Linked DNA regions of Homo sapiens: region 2 is linked to region 1. Evidence: read pairs that join two places in POLR2A ChIA-PET (ENCODE). Cell type or tissue: MCF 10A. All regions are shown on one strand.

Region 1 (4,000 bases):
GTCGCCCAGGCTGGAGTATAGTGGCGCAATCTCGGCTCATTGCAACCTCCGCCTCCCGGGTTCAAGCAATTATCCTACCTCAGCCTCTTGAGTAGCTGGGATTACTCAAGAGATGCCACCACACCTGGCTAATTTCTGTATTTTTAGTAGAGACGGGGTTTCACCATGTTGGTCAGGCTGGTCTCAAACTCCTGACCTCATGATCTGCCCACCTTGGCCTCCCAAAGTGCTGGGATTACAGGCTTGAGCCACTGCGCCTGGCCTGTATTTTCTTAGTTTTAAATTACTTATTTGTTTCTTTGTTTACTTTAGAGATGGTATCTCACTATGTTTCCCCGGGCTGGTCTCAAATTCCTGGGTTCAAGTGATCCTCCCACCTCAGCCTCCCAAAGTGCTGGGATTACAGGCCTGCGCCACTGCGCCCGGCCAAAAACACAAAATATTTTTACTAAGAGTCTAATTTAAAAATTTTAAACAGAATATTATCAGTTTCGATTGGTTCCTACAGTCTGTACAATTCAAACCTCCACAGGAGCTAGATCTTAGGAGACCCAAATTCTACCCAGCAAGGTTTCCATCTCTGACCTTCAACTTCCAGGTCTGGAAAGGAGACACTGTATTAGATATTTGCCGAATTCACTTCTAAGTCTATAGTTCTACACTAAGTGAATTAACACCGTTGTCTGCAGACAAGTTTCTATTGATTAATTTACTCGGAATTTTTCACTGGTATCTGTTACTTGTGAAAGTAATACACATATATGGTAAAGCTTTCACCACACAAAAACGTATAAAATAGAAGACGAATCCATCCCTCCCCCAAGGTAAGTCACCAGTTCTCACCTTGTCCCCTTCAGCTACCTGACAGATGACCTCTCCAGTGGACGGATTGACGGTGGGGAATGTTTTCCTGCTGACGGCATCGTGCCATTCATTGTTTATGAAAATCTACAATGAGAAGGAAAGAAGTTCTCAGGACCAGCTGTCAACCTAATACTGACTACCAGTATTGTAAGGAAAAAAAAAAACAAGAAAAAGCAAATATGAATTAATTTCAGAGTGGTGTAGCCTACAAATGAAAAGCACAGGCCTTGCAGACAATCTAGGCCAGAATGCTCACTCTGCCAAGTGACCTTGGGTAAGTCACTTGACTTCTCAGTGCCTTGGTTTCTTTAAAAAATGAAGAGAATGTTCATACTTGTTCTAGTTATCCATTGCTGTGTAACAAAGCACCCTAAAACTTGGTGGCTTAAAATGATTTCTTATCTCCCACAGTAGAGTCCCCTGGTTGGGCTCATCTGGGCAGAGTTCCCTTGTGTGGCTACAGTGTGAGGACAGCTGGGGCCAATAGTCATCCACCTCTGAGGCTGGATGTGCAAGATGGCTTCTGCACTTACTCGTCTGGCACCACATGGCTGCTTGGGCTTCCTGACTGCATGGCTGGCTCAAGCTAGTCCGACTTCCCACATGGCAGCTGGCTTCCCCTGAGACAGTGTTCCTAGAGACCCAGGTGGAAGCTGAAAGGCTTCCTAAGATCTAGCTTCAGAAGTCACTTGGCCTCATTTCTGCCACCAAATTCTGTTGGTCAAAGTGAGTCACAGGCTCAGTCCAGAGTCCCAGGTTGAGGAGAGAGCCTCCCCTTCTCCCTAGAAGGAATGGCAAACAATTTGCAACCACCTTCATTCTATTCCACTCCCACACAAATTTGTTGTGAGAACTAAATTAGATTATTCTTTTTATTGTTTTTTTTCTTTTTTGAGACAGGGTCTCACTCCACTGCCCAGGCTGGAGTGCAGTGGCGTGATCATGGCTCCCTGTAGCCTCTTCCTCTTAAGCTCAAGTGATCCTCCTGCCTTAGCCTCCTGAGTAGCTGGGACCACAGGCACACGCCACTACGCCTGGCTAATTTTTGTATTTCTTGTAGAGATGAGGTCCCTCTATGTTCCCCAGGCTGGACTCAAGCGATACTCCCTCCTCAGCCACCCAAGGTCCTGGGATTGCAGGTGTGAGTCACCATGCCCAGCCCTAGATTATTACTTCACTCACTCAGCAAACACTTAATGAACACCTGCGATGGGCCAGGCACAGTTCTAGGGCTGAGGACACAGTACAGCCAAAAGCCAACAAAGACCATGCTCTCATGGTGCCCAGGAAATAAAGAGGCAATCAAACACAGAAGACCACCTCAGACTGTACAGATGAAGGCGAAGGGAAGAAGAGGATCCAGAGAAGGTGACTAAGGTGGGGGGTAGAGAACTCCAGCCGTGGTGGTAGGGGCAGGTCACCCTGAGGAGTGGACATTTGACCGAGTCCGGAATGATGAAAAGGAGGGGTCCACAGGAAGAGCCGGAGGACCAGCAGTCCAGGCTGTGGAATAGCAAGTGCAAAGGCCCCAGGGCAGGAATAAGTCTGGTAGATTTGAGAAAAAGCAAAGGTGGCCAGAGTTACTGGTGAACCAGAAAGGAAGTGATAAAAAACGGGGTCAGGGAGGAGGGCGGGTCCCAAGACGGTTCCGCCTCTAGAATGTAATTCAGACCAGGCCATCACCCAACCAAGCCACATCTGGGGGAAAGACTTCCTTCCTCATGAGGCCAATGTCAGAGAGCCAAAGCCCCTCCATTTGCTCAGAGGAAGGGTCCTTACTTATTACCTAAAGTCACCTATTAAAGTGCGAGGCTGCGTGCGGTGTTCATGCCTGTAATCCCAGCACTTTGGGAGGCTGGGGTGGGCGGATCACCTTAGGTCCAGAGTTTGAGACCAGTCTGGCCAACACGGTGAAACCCCATCTCTACTAAAAATACAAAAAATTAGCCAGGTGTGGTGGCAGGCGCCTGTAGTCCCAGCTACTCGGGAGGCTGAGGCAGGAGAATCGCTTGAACCCAGGAGGCAGAAGTTGCAGTGAGCCAAGATCACGCCATTGCACTCCAGCCTGGGCAACGAGAGTGAAACTCCGTCTCAAAAAATAAAAATAAATACATACATAAAGTGCCAGAGTTCGCCCTCTGCTTTCCAGGCACTGGGCGATGGTCTTGGGGAGTGCAGAGAAGACATCTCCCAGCAAGCTGTTCCCTTCGGGCTTGGTAAACCAGTGTCCTGGCAGGGTCCATGGTCACCTCACCAGTGCTGAGGCAAAGGCTACAGGTGACGTGAAGGCAAAGACATCTGCCTCTCTGCCTGCCTTCCTTGGGGGTCCCTTTGGCCCCAGCATCCCTGCATGTCCTGGCCCTGGCCTAGAACTCCAGTGAGACATCCATGGTCACTCTGGGCCAGAGTCTCGGACCATAAAGAATACCGAGCTGCCAAGCAAAGCCTGGAGTGAGGCTCACAACAGGGCTGGGGAGGGGTGGCCAGGCTCACTGGTCAAAAGCAGACATTTGGCCTGGCACAGTGGCTCACACCTGTAGTCCCAGCACTTTTGGAGGCCAAGGCATGAGAATTGCTTGAGCTCAGGAATTTGAGACCAACCTGAGTAACATAGTGAGACCTCCATCTCCACAAAAAATGAAAAATTAGCCAAGTGTGGTCGCATGCGCCTGTAATCCCAGCTACTTAGGAGGCTGAGATGGACGGATCACTTGCTTGAGTCTGGGAGGTTGAGGCTGCAGTGAGCCATGATCACACCACTGCCTCCAGCATGGGTGACAGAGCAAGACCCTCTCTCAAAAAAGAAAACACAAAAAGGAGCAGAGGTTCAAGACAAGAATCTGGGTGGCCAGGCACAGTGGCTCACGCCTGTAATCCTAACAATTTGGGAGGCCAAGGTGGGAGGATTGCTTGAGCTCAGGAGTTTGAAACCAACATGGGTAACATAGTGAGACCCTCTCTCCACAAAAAGTGAAAAATTAGCCAGGTGTGGTTGCGTGCCTATAGTCTCAGCTACTCAGGAGGCTGAGGTGGGAGGACCATTTGAGCCTGGGAGGTTGAGGCTGCAGTAAGCCGTGATTGCATCACTGCACTCCAGCCTGGGTGACAGAAAAAGACTCTTAAAAAAAAAAAAAGA
Region 2 (4,000 bases), 78 kb after region 1:
TTAATATATTTACAAAGTTGTGCAACCATCACTGCCATCAATTTTAGGACATTTTCATTACTCTAAAGAGCAAACCAGCCAGGCGTGGTGGCTCACGCCTGTAATCCCAGCACTTTGGGAGGCCAAGGTGGGCGGATCACAAGGTCAAGAGATCGAGACCATCCTGGCCAACATGGTGAAACCCCGTCTCTACTAAAAATACAAAAATTGGCTGGAGCTGGTGGCACACGCCTGTAGTCCCAGCTACTCGGGAGGCTGAGGCAGGAGAATCGCTTGAACCCGGGAGGCAGAGGTTGCAGTGAGCCGAGATTGCTCCACTGCACTCCAGCCTGGGCAACAGAGTGAGACTGTGTCTCAAAAAAAAAATTAAAAAAAAAAAAAGTAAACCGTACCCATTAACAGTCACTCCTCATTTCCCCCAAAGTCTCCTTGTACTAGAAAACCACCAATCTACTTTCTATCTCTATGGGTTTGCCTATTCTGGACATTTCACACAGATGGAATCATACACCATGCAGTCTTTTTTGACTGGCTTCTTTCACTTTGCATAATGTTTTCAAAGTTTACTATTACATATACACATATATGTTTATATATATATATATATATAAATTGTGGAAAATATATGTAACACAAAATTTACCATTTTAACCTTTTTTTGTTTTTGTTTTTGAGATGGAGTCTCACTCTGTCACCCAGGCTGGAGTGCAGTGGTGTGATCTTGATCCTGGCTCACTGTAACCTCTGCCCCCCAGATTCAAGCAATTCTCCTGCCTCAGCCTCCCAAGTAGCTGGGATTACAGATGCCCACCACCACGCCTGGCTAAATTTTGTATTTTTAGTAGAGATGGGGTTTCACCATGTTGGCCGGGCTTGTCTTGAACTCCTGACCTCAGGTGATCCGCCCTCCTTGGCCTCCCAAAATGCTGGGATTACAGGTGTGAGCCACTGCACTCGACCATTTTTAAGTACACAGTGCAGTGGCATTAAGTACAGTCGTGTTGTCGTGCAACCATCACCATCATCACCATCTACCTACAGAACTTTTCTTACTATATTTTAAATTATATTTTAGTAGAGCTATTGTGGTTACATGAGTTATATAAAGAGCTTAGAACAGTGCACAGTACAGAAAAAATGTTCAATATTATTATTGCTTTAAAAAAGCTTTTTTATCAAAGCCATTATGTAGACAGCTCCTGTTTTAGTATCTATTAGAGGGGAGCTTTCAGGTTGCTGAATGCATGGAGGTGCTGGGAGGAGGGTGGCAGGCCTGGAAAGGGCACAGTGGCTCTAAAACCTTTGCCCCCAGGTATCTTGTCATCTGGCTGTTCATTCGTATCCTTCATAACATCCTTTATAATACACCAGAAAACATTAAAAAAATATATGCTGGAGGAACTTAGTAAAGAATTTTTTTTTTTTTTTTTTTGAGACAGAGTCTTGTTACGTTGCCCAAGCTGGAGTGCAGTGGCACGGTCATGGTTCACTGAAGTTTCAATCCCTAGGGCTCAAGCCTCAGCCTCCTGAATAGCTGGGACCACAGGTGTGCACCACCATGCCTGGCTAATTTTTTTGATTTTTAGTAGAGACAAGGTCTGGCTATGTTGCCTAAGCTGGTCTCAAACTCCAGAGTTCAAACACTTCTCCTGTCTCAGCCTCCCAAAGTGCTGAAGTTACAGGTGTTAGCCACCACGCCTGGCTAAGAATATTTTTAGTTATTCATATATGAATTGAACATTGAACACCTAGGGGTGAAAGAAATAACTTTATTATTATTTTTTTTGAGACAGTTTCGCTCTTGTTGCTCAAGTTGGAGTGCAATGGCATGATCTCAGCTCACTGCAACCTCCACCCCTGAGGTTCAAGCAATTCTCCTGCCTCAGCCTCCCAAATAGCTGGGATTACAGATGTGCGCCACCACAGCCAGCTAATTTTTTGTATTTTTAGTAGAAACGGGGTTTCACCATGTTAGCCAGGCTGGTCTCGAACTCCTGACCTCAGGTGATCCACCCCCTGGGCCTCCCAAAGTGCTGGGATTATAGGCATGAGCCACTGCGCCTGGCCTAAGAAATAACTTTAAAACATGTAATGGGTTATTAGGTTTCACTTTATTTTCAGTTTAACTAACTTATACATGAATGTTGCAACCACTACTCAAGGCAAAAAGAAAAATATGGAAATGTAGGTATGTTTACCACTCACCATTTCAGAGCAAAGTCTCCCAAATTCTCGTAAAAAACCCTCTGCTGTTATTTCTGCTCTCATAAATCTCATCCAGGGCCCATTTTCACCACCTTCCATCAAGGCCTTTAATATAGTTCCAGAAGGGATACGATTCTGTACCTCCCATTCTATAGGAAGCAAAATATGCAAAAGTGGAATACATTGATACATGCTGGGGTTTAGGGAGCTCAGGAAAATTACCATACCAGTTCCTACGGACTCGCTGTACTGCCAGGGTGGATGCTGTTGGAAATTTGCAGACATTCACAAAATGCAAAATCTCAACCTTAGACCCCCAGAGGAAGAGCAATGCTAATGTGTACAACAGAGAGCACACTGCTGTGAAGCATCAGATCCTCAGTGGTTGCTTGAGAGGACTCCGGGCACTGCATGATGAATTTTATTCCTTGATCTCATATTCACTGGACCATATGTTAGGTCACTTACCTGGACCTGGCAGAGACTATGGAAGCACATGAAGGAAGAAGCCAGATCCTGGTGGCCCCTAGAACATGCCCTTCCTTCTATAGGCTATAGTAATTCTTCACAGCATGGAGTGAGTACACTGAAATGTTCGCCTGAAATGCTGTCTTTGTGGATAAGGAAGCAAATTTCTTCTTTTTTTCAGAAAAAGCCTCACTCAGTCACCCAGGCTAGAGTGCAGTGGTACAATCTCAGCTCATTGCAACCTCCACCTCACAGGTACAACTGATTCTCGTGCCTCAGCCCCCCAGGTAGCTGAGATTATAGGCGTGCACCACCAAGCCTGGCTAATTTCTGTATTTTCAGTAGAGACAGGGTTTTGCCATGTTGGCCACGCTGATCTCAAACTCCTGACCTCAGGTGATCTGCCTGCCTGCCTCGGGCCTCCCAAGGTACTGTGTGTGATTACAGGTGTGAGCCACTGTGCCTGGCCAAGAAGGAAATTTCTGTCCACAAAGAGCTAAGGCAGTGGATGGATCAGCATCAGCATCTGTAGAATACTGGGAACATTTGTGCAAGGACTGTTTCTCCTCATCCACAGTTGCTTTTTCTGTCTATAATACAGATGCTGGGGGCAAATATATACATACAACATTCATAATTATATATCTAAGACAAAATACACTTTACATATAGCTTTTGTTTTGGAATTAAAACACCTTTGTTGTTTTTTTCTGATAAAGTAGTGTCTGTGCATTGAAAATTTTTCAGACAATATATTTCATAGAAAACTATGCAAAAGAAAGTAGGCTGGGTGCAGTAGCTCACACCTATAATCCCGGCACTTTGGGAGGCCAAAATGGGAGGATCGCTTGAGGCTAGGAGTCTGATACCAGCCTGGGCCACATGATTAAACCCTGTCTCTAGAAAAAATTTAAAAATTAGCTTGGCGTGATGGGTTGCACCTGTAATTCTAGCTACTCGGGAAACTGAGGTGGAAGGATCGCTTAAGCCCAGGAGTTTGAGGCTGCAATGAGCTATGATGGTGCCACCGCACTGCAGCCTAGGGACATAGAGCAAGACCCCATGTCTTAAAAAAAAAAAAAAAAAAAAAAAAAGAAGAGGAAGGAAGGAAGGAAGGAAAGTAAAAGGACAAGCAGTCCTATCTTCTTTCAGAAATAACTAATGTTAACAATCTGGTATATGTCCTTTGAAAATAACAAGACTTTTAAAACTCAATCCAAAAAATACTTTAATTTTAGAGCTAAAGCATATAGCATTTTTCACAGTCTCGGAGTTGGCAAGCATGTGAGGAAACCGGCACCATCATATGCTGTTGACGGGAGCGTAA

Evidence for each region. ChIA-PET counts read pairs that join two places held together with the same protein. Peaks named below come from ENCODE experiments on the same cell type or tissue, not always from the same donor. Only the 100,000 strongest peaks of a DNase experiment are listed, where the experiment ranks them.
Region 2: POLR2A ChIA-PET joins it to region 1 with 7 read pairs; 3 of 35 experiments call an interaction of 5 or more read pairs at or near these places.

Annotation. Positions count from the first base shown.
Region 1 is chr12:111,778,866-111,782,865 of GRCh38, reverse strand. It overlaps ALDH2 (aldehyde dehydrogenase 2 family member), which reads right to left. Exons shown (of 13, transcript NM_000690.4): 2 at 844-948. Among named protein-coding and RNA genes, the nearest start is that of ALDH2, 14 kb to the right of the region's middle. In MCF 10A, no CTCF peak of the experiment used is centred here; a DNase peak (open chromatin) is centred at 2,025.
Region 2 is chr12:111,700,516-111,704,515 of GRCh38, reverse strand. ACAD10 (acyl-CoA dehydrogenase family member 10) reads right to left here. Exons shown (of 21, transcript NM_025247.6): 3 at 2,206-2,354. Among named protein-coding and RNA genes, the nearest start is that of ACAD10, 16 kb to the right of the region's middle. In MCF 10A, no CTCF peak of the experiment used is centred here; no DNase peak of the experiment used is centred here.